Linked DNA regions of Mus musculus: region 1 is linked to region 2. A link is a loop called in an ENCODE intact Hi-C map of the cell type or tissue named here. Cell type or tissue: heart. All regions are shown on one strand. Links, peaks and the distances in the headings refer to the core of each region. The heading gives the core; the rest is flanking DNA. Region 1 holds the start of Ubap1 (ubiquitin-associated protein 1). Region 2 holds the start of Ubap2 (ubiquitin-associated protein 2).

What was found. Peaks named below come from ENCODE experiments on the same cell type or tissue, not always from the same donor. Only the 100,000 strongest peaks of a DNase experiment are listed, where the experiment ranks them.
Region 1: a loop joins it to region 2, with 3 times the contacts of the local background. A loop is called at or near these places in 3 of 42 quality-filtered maps.

What each region holds. Positions count from the first base shown.
Region 1 is chr4:41,344,499-41,352,830 of GRCm38, reverse strand. It overlaps Ubap1 (ubiquitin-associated protein 1), which reads right to left and starts at 3,835. Exons shown (of 7, transcript NM_023305.3): 1 at 3,600-3,835. Gm26084 (a small nuclear RNA gene) reads left to right here and starts at 6,880; the gene lies at 6,880-6,985. In heart, for the core only: no CTCF peak of the experiment used is centred there; a DNase peak (open chromatin) is centred at 3,800; H3K4me3 peaks cover 2,219 bases; H3K27ac peaks cover 2,170 bases.
Region 2 is chr4:41,272,010-41,280,341 of GRCm38, reverse strand. Ubap2 (ubiquitin-associated protein 2) reads left to right here and starts at 5,207. Exons shown (of 29, transcript NM_026872.1): 1 at 5,207-5,302. In heart, for the core only: no CTCF peak of the experiment used is centred there; a DNase peak (open chromatin) is centred at 4,941; H3K4me3 peaks cover 3,449 bases; H3K27ac peaks cover 2,012 bases.

The DNA.
Region 1 (8,332 bases), core at 192-8,191, 72 kb before region 2:
TCACACAGACACACAGACAAAACACCAATGTACATAAAAATAAAACTTAAAAACAAAACAAAAACAACTGTAATCTGAGCCGAATGTGATATCACATGCCACTAATCGCAGCACATGGGAGGCAGAGGCAGGCTGATCTCTGAATTCCAGGCCAGCCTAGTCTACAGAGTGAGTTCAAGACATAGGCCAAGGCTACACTTAGAAACCCTGTCTGTTTTTAAAAAAAAAAAAAAAAAAAAAGGAAGGAGGGGGAGGGTTGCTGGAGCACTGACTGCTCTTCCAAAGGTCCTGAGTTCAAATCCCAGCAACCATAAGGTGGCTCACAACCATCTATAATGAGATCTGATGCCTTTTTCTGGTGTATCTGAAGACAGCTGCAGTGTACTTACATATAACAAATAAATCTTTAAAAAAAAAATTAAGGCCAGCCTTGAATACATAATCAGTCAGACCTTGTCTCAAAACAAACCATCAATAAAAGCTTTTATATGTTTTAAGTAAGTATTTGGAGCCAGACAATGTTCCAGGGACAGCCAGGGCTACACAGAGAAACCCCTGCTTCAAAAAAAAAAAAAAAAGCATTTAATACAGAAATAGAGAAACATGTTTCTTAAAATTACCAGGACCCTGGACTAATGTCAGTCGAAACACTAGCTGTTCTGGAGCTGGGCAGATGGCTCGACAGTTTAAGGAACTGGCAGCTTCTCCAGAGAACCTGGGTTTAATTCCCATCACCCACATGGCAGCACATACCTATCTGTATGTCTGTAGCTTCAATGCCAGGAGGTGTGGCAGCTTCACAGACGTACATGCAGGCACATCAATGCACATAAAATAAAAATGAATAAATCTTAAAAAAAAAAAAAAACAGCCAGGCGTGGTGGCGCATGCCTTTAATCCCAGCACTCGGGAGGCAGAAGCAGGCAGATTTCTGAGTTCGAGCCCAGCCTGGTCTACCAAGTGAGTTCCAGGACAGCCAGGGCTATACAGAGAAACCCTGTCTCGAAAAAACAAAAAAAAAAACAAAAAAAACAAATACACACTGGCTGCCTTTCTAGGAGACCCAGGCTCAATTCCTAGCACCCATTTGGGAGGCTAACAACTGTCTGTTCCAGAAGATCTGATGTCCTCTTCTGGCTTCTATAGGTACCAGGCATGACTATGATACACAGACCTATATACAGGTAAAAGACCCATAAATATAAAATCAAACTACATCTTTAAAAAGGAAGACTAGGGGGCTGGAGAGATGGCTCAGCGGTTAAGAGCATTGACTGCTCTTCCGAAGGTCCTGAGTTCAAATCTCAGCAAAAAAAAAAAAAAAAAAAGGGAAGACTAGCCGGGCATGGTGGCGCACGCCTTTGATCCCAGCACTCAGGAAGCAGAGGCAGGCAGATTTCTTAGTTCAAGGCCAGCCTGGTCTACAGAGTGAGTTCCAGGACAGCCAGGGCTATACAGAGAAACCCTAGAAACAAAAACCAAAACAAACAATAAAAAGTAAGACTATCAGACTTCAGGCACTGAATTCATGTGTACATGCACCTCAGACACACACATCTACATATAATTAAAACCAAAGAAAAAGAAAGGCCTACTATCAGTGTTACTATTGGCTCAGCAGGTAAAGGGAGGGGAGGGGAGGGGAGGGGAGGTGCTGGAGAGATAGCTCAAAGTTTGAGAGTACTATCTCCTCTTCCAAGGACCCAAGTTCAAGTCCTAGCACCCACACATCAGCTTACAACTATGTTAGGTTCCGGGACACCCTCTTCTATGCACAGACATGCAGGCAAGACACTCGTACACATGTAAGTAAATTAACTAAAAAAATAAAACTAAAGGAAAAAAGGAAGCAAAAACACATAAAACATCATGATAAAGTAGAGTTTTAAATACAAAGAAAAGTTTAAAGTAAAATTTGAGGAAGTTTTATATTCAGATACTTTAACTTTTATAAATTAATACTTTTTCCACAATGAGCAGGTTAGTTATCTCCTAGGCAGCGGCAAGGACATTTACTAGAAAAACACTAATTCTCCTGCTCCCATAATTAAGTCTCAGTAACTGAAAGACACAGTAGGCTTTCAATAAGTTACAGAATAGAATGAACTAGAGACAAAAACTTACAAAATTTCACTTAAAATGTTAGGTAATTCTTTTCTTACTTTTGTGTTCTTTGCATTAATACAGAAACGTTCAGTTTAACTAAGCATGGATATTAACTAGAAAGAGCAATTTTTATAAGCCAGTGGGTAGTACATTCCTTTTGTCCCAGCACTTGGGAGGCAGAGGCAGGCAGGTAGTTCTCTGAGAGTTCAAAGCCAGCGTAGTCTACAAAACAAACTCCAGGATTGCCAGAGCTACACAGAGAAACCTGTCTCCAAATTTACAAAAAAAAAAAAGGGGGGGGCTGAGCTTACTGACCAAAAAAAGAAAAAGAAACGCTTTTAGATTTATTTCATATATCTGAGTGTTTTGCCTGCATGATGTATGTATATATACCACATCCCTGCCTATTAGCAGAGGAGCATCAAAAGGTGGCACTGGAGTTATGGATGACTGTGAGATATCATGTGGGAACTGAGAGTTGAACTTGGTTGGGTCCTCTGCAAGAATGAGTGCTCTGAATTGTTTAACCTTCTCTCCTCGCCCCTAGAAGACCTATTTATCAATGAAAACGAAATGCCTTGTTATACCATCAAATTAAAAAAAAAAAATTCAGGTAACACACACCATGTTTATTCAAATTCCCAAATACTAACAATTACAACTGAGAAGACAAAACACTTTATCCATGAAAATGTGAACAGAATTTGAGTTTACAACACTCTATGATGTCTGTCTAAAAAGTATCAAAATCTCACTCCAGTTCAATACAAAATTGTTTTAAATAATTATATTTCTAAGTCTCAACTCAAAAAACACGAGGCAACAACACAAAGGTGAGGGATCGCTGGTCAAGAGAAATGCTTAGCCTCAAAAGAAAGACACGGGGTTGTTTCTGAGACCCAGGGGTATAGTCCAGGTAATCGCCCAGAAAATTAAAAAAGGAAGAAAAATCTAGAGAAGACCACAGTGATGAGACAGTTAGAGAAGACCACACAATGCCAAAGATATCCCCCAAAGCAGTCACCCCCTGGTCTGATTTCTCTCCCTCATCTCTCGCTCAGATAACTAAATCCTCACATCCCAAGCTCACCCTCAACTCCCCAGCGCGCTACCTTCTTTACTAAATCGGGGTTCCTCTCCTGGACCGGCTCTAGCTCCCACTGAGAGAAATCTTTCCCTCAAGCTCGAGATTTCCACTGAGCCTGTCTTCTGAGCGAATTAGTCCCCTTAATCCGAACTCATTTGCCCGCATCCCGTCCGCCCTCCGCCCCTTCAACTCCGGTCCCGTCACTCTGACCCTTCGCCCAGAATCCGCCCCGAGTCGTCGGTCGTCGTCCGGCTCTTCCTCCCTCCCGCTCCTTTACTCCAGATCCTTTCATCCCTCCAGGCTCCTGGGCGCCCGGTCCCCATCTTCCCTCCTCCCGGTCGCCCCGTACCGGCCCCTTCCCCCAACTCCGCCCCTCTCCCCCTCCCCCAGAGACAGGCCCCCTCACCTGAATGCCGCTGCTGTCCCGAAAGCTGAAAGGTGCTGGCGCCGCCCGGCCTCCCGGGCTCAGTCTCCGCTGGGCTCCCGCTGCCCCTAGGGAGAGCAAACACCACCTCTTCCAACTCTACCCGCCCCGAGCCAGACCGTCACCGTAGCCACCACCAGTACCACAGCCGCCATGTTGAAGGCCTACTTCCCTCCTCCTTCCCCTCGACGCTCCGCCCCTTTAGGCGTCTGACATCATGGCGCCGCACCCCACCCGCCCCGACCAATGGGAGGAGCCGACAGTGACGTAACTAAATCCCTCTTCCAGAGCTGAAGGGTTCCTGCAACCGGGAGCTTCCTTACTGAAGGATCCCTGCGGACCCTAAGGGGAAGAAGAAAGGAGGGGTCACTGAGAGGGTAAGACTCGGGATAAGAGGCGCGGCCAAGGCGAGGACACGCCCAAAGCCTTAGCCGCGAATCCTCTTTGGAAATTAGAAACCCTCTCAGACTCGTAGACCAGTCTCATACTCTTTGGTCTCACTTTCTCCATTTATTTTGAGGTTTTGTTGTTTTTCAGAACAGGTCTCATATATCCTAGACCCAAGTTTATAAATAAATTGGTTAAACAGTAACTATAAATGTCTCTTCAATTTTAATATCCAGTGCATTCAAAGTCGAAACACAATCCAAGCCTTCACTGCTTTCTGTGTATTGGATATAGGCTCATGGAGAATTTATAATTTGATTAAATTAATATTTTTCTCTAAAATTTCATGATCAATGGAAGAAATAAGATCAGAGAGAGTTGACTCTAGTAAAACTCAAAGAGTATTACTGGTATGGAAAGTGCTTAGAGATCAAACCCAGGGCCTCCTAGACAAGCATCCTTAGCTGACATAAAGTGCTTTGGAGAAAACACAATGCACTGCCCTGTCTACTTTTCCAGCCTGTTTTGTCTCCAGATTTTATGTAGCAGACAAGATGGTATTTGAGCTTTGAAAAATGAGGAGGCTCTAACTCTGGGTGCAACATTGTGGGGAGGGGGTCACGGTGAGCAAGGAACAGCAAACTGTCAATTTTTGGTTATCTGTATTTAGTTAACAGATCTGTGGAAAGGCCAGTGAGCAAAGCAGAACTCTGGAGAATGAAAGTGGCCATAATAAGTGGGTGGCTCACACGGGGGGGGGGGGGGGGGGGGAACCTCTACACTAAAGTGAAAGCAGTGAACGTTAGGGAGTAGGAGTGAACTTGGGCAGCTTCAGGAGAGACTTCACTACAACATGCAATACAGAAAGGAAATGGTCAGATTTTCCAGCTCTCTCTCTCTCTCTCTCTCTCTCTCTCTCTCTCTCTCTGTCTGTCTCTCACGTACACGCACACATGCATGCCTGTGGGAGTCTGTGTGATTGTCTGTCTCTCCGTCTGTGTGTGTGTGTGTGTGTGTGTGTGTGTGTGTGTGTGTTTGACTCTCTTGTTTGAAGCAGGGTCTTGTGTAATCTAGACTGGTCCTAAACTTGCAATATTTAATACTGGCTGTCCTGGAACTCACAGAGATCGGCCCATCTCTGCCTCCAGAGTGCTGGGATCAAGAGTTACAGCACTGTATCTGGTTTAAACTAGGCTCTTACCAATCTCTTATTAAGAGAAACTGCAATTTCCTGGAGCACAAGAGAAGAACAAATATCTATAATCCCAGCATTTGAGAGGCTAAGACAGGAGGCTCCAGTTATTCTCAGCTGCATACTGAGACATCAAAACCAGCCTGAGCTACATGAAACACTACTCCTTCCATAAAAATAAATAAAATAGGGCTGATAGTACAACTCAGTGATAGAGCCCATGTTTGGCCAAAAGACATAAGTTCAACTGGCCAAACTGGCCTTAAAATGCTGGCAAAATAACTAATTAATTAGTCAGGCAGTGGTGGCACATGCCTTTATTCACATCACTTGGGAGGCAGAGGCAGGTGGATTTCTGAGTTCGAGGCCAGCCTGGTCTACAGAGTGAGTTCCAGGACAGCCAGGGCTACACAGAGAAACAAGAACAAAAACAACAACAACAACAACAACAAAAACTAATTAATTAAACAATAACTTTCTAGACAGGTGTGGAGAGAATATTAGCTTGGGAATCAGAAACGAGGTAAGATGCACATATGTAATATATTGGTGCTCTTAAACACATAGACTTTAACTCACTCAATAAATACAGAACTTTTTGTAGATCAAATACTCCTAGTACTGGGATACAGATGATGCATGGGTGCAAAAGCACTCAGAAAGTTGAACCAAGACACAAGAGAACCAAGACAATGTCTTTAACCTCAGCACTTGGGAGACAGAAGCAGGTGGACCTCTGTGAGGTTGAGGCCAGCCTGATCCACACAATGAGCTCAGGGCCAGCCAAGGCCACAAAAGAAAGAAAGAAAAAAAGTCAAGTTGAAGCTAGAAGATTGTGAGTTCCAGGCCAGCCTGCCTGGGCTATAGAGTGAGACCCTGCCTTTACAAAGAAGTAAACAAGGGCTGGAGAGATGGTTCCCTGGTTAAGGAAGTTCTCTTGCAGAGAACCCAGGTTCACTTCTCAGTACCCAGAGGGGAACTGGTTCTGGTTCTGGTGTGACTCAGGCCTTAGCACCTTTAATCCAACTGGCTGGAATACAGACACACCCTTAGTACAGAAATCCCAAGCAATGAAGGTAAAGTTTGTTTATGGAAGGAAGCAGCCATGTTTGAAAGTGAAGTCTAAATGAGTGGCAGACAAAGGGACAAATCAGAGGAAGATCTAATCAAATAGGATTCATTCATCTCTCATAAGAAGAGAGAGGAAAGAGAACTACATAAGAGGAAGTGCAGAGAGAGAGGGAAGAAGGAGAGAGGGGCAGTTTTATCCGGAGAGCTTTTCGGGGACAGGATGAAGGGAGAATAAGCCAGTCACAGGTGAAGACAGAATGAGCCAGAGAAGAGCAAGGCACCAGAAGATTAGAACATTCTGCCAAAGTTCATGTGAGGCCAAGCAGGGAAATGAGAAGCCAGACTGAAAATCAGACAGCTTGGAGAGGAGTTTGAGCCAGAATCAGCCAGCCAGAGTTTGGAAAGAACTAGAAAGGGTGAGCTTGCTCAGCAGTAAGTCTCAGAGGCTAAAAACATTCCAGGTCTAGATTAGATTGTCCAGAGGCAGACAGAGACAGTAAGCCTCTGAGACAACAATTACATCAGGTGAGTAAAAGATACTATTACACACAAACATGCACATAATTAAAAACTAATAATAATAAATCTTTAAAAAAAAGATGCATGATGCACATACTTTGGCGGGACATATACTGAAATTGGAATGATACAGAAATTAGCATGGTTCTTGGGCAAGGATGTCAGGCATATTCATAAAGCACTCTTTCCAATAATTTTTCATTAATACAAATACTGTTCAGGGGCTGGAGAAATGACTGAACCATTAATAACATTGCTTGGCTGCTCTTCAGAAGACCCAAGTTAGGTTCCCAAAATCCACATCCACCTATAATCCAGATCCAGGGAATTTAACACCCTCTTCCTGTTTGTCTCCATGGACAACGACACATGCATGGTGTACATACAGACAAGTAAACATACATACATACACATAAATAAAAACAAGTTTTAAAAATTTAATTGTTGGGCTGGAGAGATGGCTCAGCGGTTAAGAGCACTGACTGCTCTTCCAGAGGTCCTGAGTTCAATTCCCAGCAACTACATGGTGGCTGACAGCATCTGTAATGGGATCTTATGCCCTCTTCTGGTGTGTCTGAAGACAATGACAGTGTACTCATAAATAAAATAAATCGTTTTTTAAAAAAGAACTTTATAGCCGGGTGGTGGTGGCGTATGCCTTTAATCCTAGCACTTGGGAGGGAGAGGCAGGTGGATTTCTGAGCTCGAAGCCAGCCTGGTCTACAAAGTGAGTTCCAGGACAGCCTGGGCTATACAGAGAAACCCTGTCTCAGAAAAAAAAAAAAAGAACTTTATACATATATATATACATATTTGTGTAAATATGTTATATATGTACACACACAGACACACACATATATATACATATTTGTGACAGTTTTGCTATATATTTAATGATACATAGTGTCTTTAAACTCACTAGGTAGCCTAGACTGGCTTTAAATTCTCAAATTCTGAACTCTGAGATGAAGGTGTGTACTTCTATACTCTGCCAACAATCCATGCTGATCCTTAAGCCCAGACCTCCATAGGCTGGCTGACTTTGGAGCCTTTGGTGTGTACTACACTCTCCACAGGATTGACTCAATGTATAGGAAATTATATTAACTACAATTTCTCAGATGGGTGTGGTGGTGCACATATAATCCTGACATTCCAGAACAAATGTAAGGGTACCTGGACTATATAATGAGTTGAAGGTGCACACATTTGTGTGTATGTGTGTGTGTGTGTGTGTTATACATACACACAATTTGGCATGTATGTGGGTCCATTGAAGGCTTATCCCAGGAATGCACTTGTCTCTGCTTTCTAAGAGAGTGATAGGCAGTACAGGGAGATGTCATCTCTCCCTGACTTTCATGGCTCTTTCGTGGAGTCTGGGGATCCTTGTGTTTGTGCATCGAGGGTTTTACCCACTGAGCCACCTCCTCAACCCTTGAAATTAATAATCTTTTTTATTTAGATTTATTTATTTTATGTATATGAGTACACTGCAGCTATACTGATGGTTGTGAGCCATCATGTGGTTGCTGGGAATTTTGAA
Region 2 (8,332 bases), core at 201-8,200:
GACTTACTGGTAAGGGCTCTGGCAGACTGAGTGCTAACAACTTGGCGACAAAACATCAAGAAGCCTGGCATGGCAGGGGATGGACCTTCCCACTTTATAAGCACAGACTGCTAATAAACATTGAGCCTTGAACAGGAAATCGCCTTGGCTTCATTATCTCTCTTGCCATCTAAGTCTTTTTCAGCCCCAGCCTGCCTCCCAGGTGTATCCAGTTCAAGTAGGCCAAGGGCCAGCATACAACAATCAGATCCCATTACAGATGGTTGTGAGCCACCTTGTGGTTACTGGGAATTGAACTCAGGACCTCTGGAAGAGCAGTCGGTGCTCATAACCACTGAGCCATCTCTCCAGCCCTCAGTGGAGCTCTTTTTCTTTTCCTCAAGTAAGTGGTTCTACACCTGTAATCTCAGCATTTGCAAGACCAAGGCTAGAGGATTGCTGATGGTTCCAGGCCCACTCAGCCTGCCAAGTAAGATCCTGTCTCAAAACAGTACAAAGCTGGACATGGTGGCCCATGCCTTTAGCCCCAGCACTAGGCGTCCTAAGTAGGCGAAGACCAGCATGGTTGAAATAGTGAGATCAAGGACTCAAAAAAACAAAACCAAAAGAAAGAAAGAAAGAAAGAAATCAAGAAACACACACACAAATTAAAAAAAGAATATTGTTTCCTTCCTACCAGGGAAGGGAGCTGGAGAAGAGTTCAGAGCTCATTCCGCACATGAATGACCCACTTCACACTCTTCCCAAGAGTAGAGCTCATTGTCAGACAAGATGAGAGCATCGTGGCTTATCCTTAACTAACAGGCATTTGGTTTTGCAAATGCCTTAAGATGAAAACAGGTGTACTCCCTTTGTTCTTTGGCCTGGAACAGGTCTCAAACTGCTGGGAGATTGCATTTGTCTGGAGGAAAGTCAAAGTCATACTGAGCAGGTTGGTGAACCCCTCTGTTCTTCCTCGGATACTGTTGTGCCCCGGATTACTCATTGTGATCACATTTCTTCCAGCTGTAACATCTGGAGAATCTTAGAAACCAAACAGGAAAGTTTTGCACAGATGACAAGTGAGTCTCAAAGCACTGTCCCTTCAGACAAACTGAATTCTTTTCTGCCTGAGGCTCACACAATGTCCCTGCCAAGAATGTCTGTCTGGAATATCTGCTAACCCATCGTCTCCCAGGCTCGTTTATTTTCATTTAGCACACAAGAGTTGTGAGCTATCATGTGGGTGCTGAGAATCAAACCTGGGTCCTCTCAAAAGGCAGCCAGTGCTCTTTACTGCTAAGCCAACTCTCTGGCTCTACTCGCTTCAATTTCCAGTACTCATGTCAGGTGTATCACAAGCACCTGCCACTCTAACTCCAGGGATCTGATGCCTGTGGTCTCCAGGGGCACAGACACTCGTGCACATTTTTATACACATGCATAATTAAAAATAACAAAGTAATTGTGGCTGGAGAGATGGCTCAACATTTAAAAGCACTGGCTACTCTTCCAGAGAACCAAGATTATATTTCTTTTTTTTTCTTTTTCCTTTTCTTTTCTTTTCTTTTTTTTTTTTTTCTTTTTTTTTTTTTTTAGTTTTTCCAGACAGGGTTTCTCTGTATAACCCTGGCTGTCCTGGAACTCACTTTGTAGACCAGGCTGGACTCGAACTCAGAAATCCGCCTGCCTCTGCCTCCTGAGTGCTGGGATTAAAGGCATGCGCCACCATGCCTGGCCAGGATTATATTTCTAGCACCTATGTGGCAGCTCACAGCAGAAGGATCTCTGAATGTAAAGCCAGCCTGGTCTACAGAGCAAGTTGTAGGATGGCCAGGAATACACAGAGAAGCCTTGTCTCAAAAAAAAAAAAAGTAAAAAAAAAGTAAAAAATATTAAAATAATCATAGTCTATTGTTGTTGAGACCAGGTGGTTTATGGATATACTAAATGAGCTGGCCCAATTCAGTCTAAATAGATTGGGTCTCAGGCTGGGGACAGAACACAGTAGTAGCTTGTCTGGCATGCCCGACAAAGTTCAATCCCCATATCAAAATAAAACAAAAGTAAAAAGACCCAGAGTCTCCATATCTTTTTATTATTCTTTCCTTCTACCTATTGATTTTCCTTTTGAGACAGATGTCCTGCAGTCCAGGCTGCCTCGAATTGCTGTGTGGTCGAGGTGAACTCCTTTTGAACCATCTGCCTCTACCTTCCTCATTTAGAGATCGCAGTAATATGTTACTGTATACATACAGCCCGCATAGCTAGACCCCTAGATTTCTCTGTGTAGCCTTCCTTAGCTGTCCTGGAACTCTCTCTGTAGATCAGGCTAACCTCTAACTCAGAGATCTTCCTTCCTCTTCCTGCAAGGGATTAAAGCTATAACCACTAGGCTAGCCTCCTGCCTACTACAAAGGCAAGAATTTAAGGCATACACCTCTCCCCCCTCTTTCTTTTCTTTCTCTCTCTTCCTTCCCTTTCTTTTCTTTTCTTTCTCTCTTTCTTTCTTCCTTTCTTTCTCCCTCCCTCTTTCTCCCTTCTTTTCTCTCTCTCCTCTCTCTCTCTCTCTCTCTCTCTCTCTCTCCTTTTTTTCCTCTCTTCTTCTGCTGAGACAGAGACTATCTGTGTAATCCTGTCTGTTTTGGAACTGGTTCTGTAGACCAGGCTGGTCTTGAACTCAGAGATCTGTCTGCTTCTGCCTCCCAAGTGCTGGAATTAAAGGTGTGTGTCATCACTGCCTGACTAAGTCTTTGACTTTCAATAGTGGATTAAAACATTTTTTAAAAATCTTTGATTTTCTCATACATTTCTACAAAACAAGAAAACATAGAGACTGAACTGACCCAACACAATGTTAGTAGGTCACTGGCCAAGAAAGATAAGATAGATCTACACATGGATAATCAGGATAATACGTTCTTTTTGTTACAGGTACAGCCTGAGCATTCTGTAATTCAGGCAGAAAAACAAAGGTTTCCCTTGAACTGGGCCGGACTGTTTAAATTTTCAATTGTCTAGCCAAGTAGGTTAAAGAGATCAAGTCTATTAGTAACTAGCAAATTAGTAATTAGCACTGAACCCCCATCAGTATAAGAAAATTCCCTTTCCATCTTGCTTAAACCAGCTGCACCTTACCTTATGGGTACAAATAGGGTTTGAACATAATTTTGTTTGTTGAGGGCTTATTGTTTACCAAGCAGACATTTTATATAATCTCTTTCTCTTTCCTGGGACAGGTTTCTCTGTGTAGCCCTGGCTGTCCTGGAGCTTGCTCTGTAAACTAGGCAGCCTGCATCTGCTTCCTGGGAACAAAGGCTTACACCACCACTAATTAACCTCTTAATTCCAACGTTGTGGATGTATCTAACCTAATAAGCTACACATAGACAATAGCCACATAATCACATTTTATTATGTGTGTTCTTTTGTTTTTGTTTTTTGGGTTTTTTTTTGTTTTTTTGGTTTTTCAAGACAGGGTTTCTCTGTATAGCCCTGGCTGTCCTGGAACTCACTTTGTAGACCAGGCTGGCCTCAAACTCAGAAATCTGCCTGCCTCTGCCTCCCGAGTGCTGGTTTATTATGTTTAAATGTATAATTTTTAACAAGATATAGCTCAGCTGTTTAGAGCAATTGTCTTTCCAGAGGATGTTGGTTTGATTTCCAGCACCTAGAATATGGATCATAACTATCTCTAACTCCAATTTCAGGGGACCCAATCCCATGTTCTGACCAGGCATGTATGTGCTACATATATACATACAGGTAAAACATCTATATATATATGAATGGTATATATGTATATATTTGAAATACATATTAATCAGGCATGGTGGGTGACTCTTGTCTATAATCCTTGAAATACCACCATTTGGGAGACCAAGGCAGGATGACTGCTGAGAGTTAGCGGTCACCATGTACTGCACAATAAGGCTAGGTTAGTCTGGGCTGGAGTTAAAGTGTTTTAAACATCTAAAAAAAAATTATTTATTTAATGTATGTGAGTACACTGTGCTGTCTTCAGACACCCCAGAAGAGGTCATTGGATCCCATTACAGATGGTTGTGAGCCACCGTGTGGTTGCGGGGAATTGAACTCAGGACCTCTGGAAGAGAAGTCAGTGCTCTTAACCACTGAGCCATCTCTCCAGCGCAACATCTATCTATTTATTTATTTTTTAAAGATATGCTAGTGATTAATCTTTATTTGAGTCGGCCTGTGGTGTCACGTGCCTTTACTCCCAGCACTCTGTGAGTTTGAGGCCAGTATGGTCTACAAAGCAAGTTCCAAAACAGGGAAGCCCTGTCTCAAAAAATCAAAAAACAACAAAACTCCATTACTTTTGCTTAATCTCCTGAGGTTAACATCTTTACTAAGAGGTGGATCAGGTAACTTCTCAACAAGGAAAACCTGATTTAGGTTTCTTATGCCAGAAAATAACTTTTCCTTTCCTATTTGCAAAACCGGTCCGATACTAGTAGCCTTTTGGGCTAGAACACCTCTAACATCCCGTTGGCGTTCAAGGAATGGTAGTTGTTTCCTGCAGAAGAGAGTTGGGAATGCAGAAAGCAGTCCACATTTGACTACATTGAAGTCTCGTGGCCTTCAGCCGAGGACGTTCTGGGTGTCTGGCTCAGCAGCTGGCGGTTGGCGTTTTCCCGCGCAGAGGGCAGGGCGGAGCGCCAGCCTCGCAACGTGGGAGCTAGACCCACTCTCCGCCAGAACTACACCTCCCAGCAGGAACCACGCTGGTTCGCTTGGCAGGTGGCACCCATTGGTACTAACTCGGAAGCTAGCCATAAGATGCTCGAATAAGTCAGAATCAGGAGTTGTACTTAGGAGCACGCTGAGAAAAGGCGGTCGTAGAGAGTGCCTTTGCCGCGCAGCACTCTGGGAGTTGTAGTTCGCCCTCAAAACGTCTAGAAGCCAGGCTTGCTTTGAGTGGCTGCACCATGTCACGTGACGAAAGAGCCGCACGCATCGAGCATCTTGCAGTGTTTCTGAGGTCATCATAGCGCGACCGCACGCTTTAATAGTGGGTTCTCTATAGGCGGCGGATAGTACGACCCTGAAATTCTGACCACAAGCAATGTCACCATCTCCGCCGCCTCCACATAGTTCCTCTCGCTCAGCTCCCAGAGCTGTGTTAGCCAGCCGGGTAACCCCGTTCAATCTTCAAGTACTGGCTCCACCCTCTCCCGTGACGTAGGGATCACGTGACGGGCAGGGCCGCCTCTGCCGCCGCCGCCGCTTTGTAAGAGGCACATTGGCAGGTAACGAGCGGCGGCGGCGGCGGGTCCCGAGTCCAACGAGAGCAGCAGCGGTAATTGTCACCCGGTCCCCTTCATCCTGCCTCCCAGGGCCCTGAACCTTGCAGTGTATGCTTTCTGGACCTGGGCTAAGGTCTTCTGAACTCCCAGCCCCCTTTGGGATGCCCCAGCGTCTACTCGGGTGGATCGGGCCGAGCTTCCCTCGCTGGCTTCATGTTTCCGTAGTGTGTCCAGGCCTGAGCACTCTCTTTCCTCTCCCGCTCAGGTTGCCCTGTGCTTCCTGCTCCACCCCCCACCCCCCATCCTAGTTGGCCGGCCCCACCCAGCCCCAGGGGGCGCCTTCCCCTCCCCCCCCTTTGGGTTTTTATCCTGGAGGGTGTGGTTTTCTCTCCCACCTCGGTCCCTGCACGTTGGCAGGAGCTCCTCCGCCACGCTGTCGCCCCATCCGGACCACCTTTCAGCTTTCTAGTCTGGCGCCTGTCCTGGGACTGGTCTTAGTGCCCAACTTCTGCGCTCTAGTCTCTCCCCACTTAATCTGAAGGCATAGTTCAATTTTACTACTTTTCATTACTGTGGTCTTTGGTGTTAGTTGAAACTCTGTGAGTTTCCTCTTCATGCCCTATTGAAGTCTGGTGGTGTCATAGTTTATTTATTCTTTAAGGTGAGGTAAGAGTGCTTGTGAACTGTAAAGCGTTGTTAGAAATTCAAACAAATTCTTTAGCCTGGTGCGTTCCAGCTCAGTTTTCCTAGTCAGCTCTCCCACCTTCCCCCCTGCATTTTCAGGTTTAGTTACCCAGGCATAGTCAGCTCTCCCACCTTCCCCCCTGCATTTTCAGGTTTAGTTACCCAGGCATGTCAACTGTCACCACTTAGGATTCGTGTTTTCTCTTTGGGTTGGTCTTGGAAGTCTTCCTGCAGTTTTTTGCTTTAACATAATCTCGTAGTTTACTACCACTAATACGCCTTTCTACTTTATTTCCAAGGTGCATAGTCTGCCTACTCTTTACTTTTCTCCAGCAATTGTGTACAGTAACAATTGGAGCTTTTAGGTGATTCTATGAGGTACCCAGAGATCATTTATTTGAAGAGCATGCCTTTTTTTGGGAGGGCGTTTTTGAGAGAGGGTTGCACTACCTAGCCAAGGCTGGCTTTTAACTTGAGAGCCTCTTGTCTCAGTCTCTCTAGCTCGCTCGCTCGCTCGATAGTTTTTACAGGGTTTCTTCATGTTACAACCTTGGCTGTCCCCCACTTGCTTTGTAGACCAGGCTGGCCTTGCACCCATAGAGATCCACCTGCATCAGCCTCCCAAGCACTGGGATTAAAGGCATGAGTCACCATGCACCTCTTGCTTCAGTCTTTCTATGCTGGGATTTCAGTTTGCATGGATTACAGTCAAACACTACTGTGCCTGGTTACAATGATCTCTCTCTCTCTCTCTCTTTCAGTGAATAGTGTTTATATTTATATCTTCTATTGTAAAGTTTTTAAGCTTTTTTTTTTCTTTTTTTTTCTCCTATTAATGGGCATGCTAATACGCCCTCTGAATTGTTTATTTTTGTTGTTGTTTAGTTTTTTTTTTTTTTAACCTCCCTTAAGTTTTTCAAGAAAGGATCTCTGTGTGGTCCTGACCGTCCTAGAACTTGCTCTGTAGACCAGGCTGGCCTTGAACTCAAGAGATTGTCTCTGCCTCCCGAGTGCCAGGCTTAAGGGCATGAGGTACCACCATCTGGTGCCTGTTCTTTTTTTAAGAGTTGGTTTTTCAAATAACCAACACTAAAACAGTAAATAAACCAACAGAGGGGAGGTGGCTATCATGCCTAAGTTCTCCTGTAGTGTAGCTTAGACATCGGGATGGTTCTTTGGTGTGCTCTTTACCTAGTTTAGGAGAGAAATTCTACTCTTTGGAGGTGGTCCAATATATCTTGTCTGCCTTCAGGGCCTTTTGGCTAGGGCCCTTTTCCAGTTGCTATGAGATTTGTCTTACTGGGCAAAGGTTTAGTTTCCCATTCTACACTTGATTGCTGTCATTATGTTCCTGCCTGATTTTTCCTACTTAGGGGTCATTTAAGTTCTGTAATTGATCCTCCCCTCACTCCCAGTGGGTGACCTTTATGTTTCCCACACTTCTGACCCCTCCCCCGTTTGTTTCCTTGCTGCCTCTGACTTTCAAAAACTAAACATTTCAGAGAGAGGGAGATTGTTTTGTTTGAAATATGGGTGGAAGTAGTAACATGGCAGAGATGAGGCCATGAGGAAGGATTGTGGTAATTGCTCTCGGGGCAGCTTCCAGCTGCTCTGCTTTCCTCTGGACTCTAAATGTGGATTGGTGAGCCAGGGTCTGCCGTGGGGAACTTCCTTTAGAACTGCTTTGTTTACTTCCCTTTCCAGGTGACTCAAGTACTCATCAGGGGTCTCTCTTAGTATTAGTTTGAGTAAATTTTATTGTTTTGGGAGAAATGATGGAAGAACATGGCTACAAGAGTGAATTTATTTCAATGAATGCACATTTGAGGTGAAGTTTTAGCCAAGATACATAGCTAGGCTGACCTCAAAATCCGCCTGCCCTGGTCTCCTGAGGGCTGGGAGGACAGGCATGTGGCACGCTCTTCTGGCCTCCTTTTAGGTTTGCTGTTTGTTTACCCTTAATGATATAAATGCATCTAGAAAGTAGAATCCCGACTTGCAGTATATAGACTGGTCTAAAGTGATTTTACTTTCCATTGTTAGCCTTGAAATTGTTTTAGTTTAAAACAGGGTCAGCCTGGGAGTGCAGCTTTGATGTGTTACTTTGTAGCCAGGTTGGTTTCTAACTCATTGAGTAGCCTCAAACTTGTTGCAGTCCGGGTCTCTATAAGTCCAAGTGCTGCCATGCTCATCTTCTGATAAGAGTTGTAGCTATTTTGTTTGTAAAATGGGGAGTGGAGATGAACTTGGAGTCAAAGGAAACTGTCACCAAAGAGCTTGAGGTAAAGTTTTACAAGTTTTGACCAAGAAATCCTTTCCTTTCCCTTTCTTTCTTTCTTTCTTTCTTTCTTTCTTTCTTTCTTTCTTTCTTTCTTTTTTCTTTTTTTAAAAATGTATAT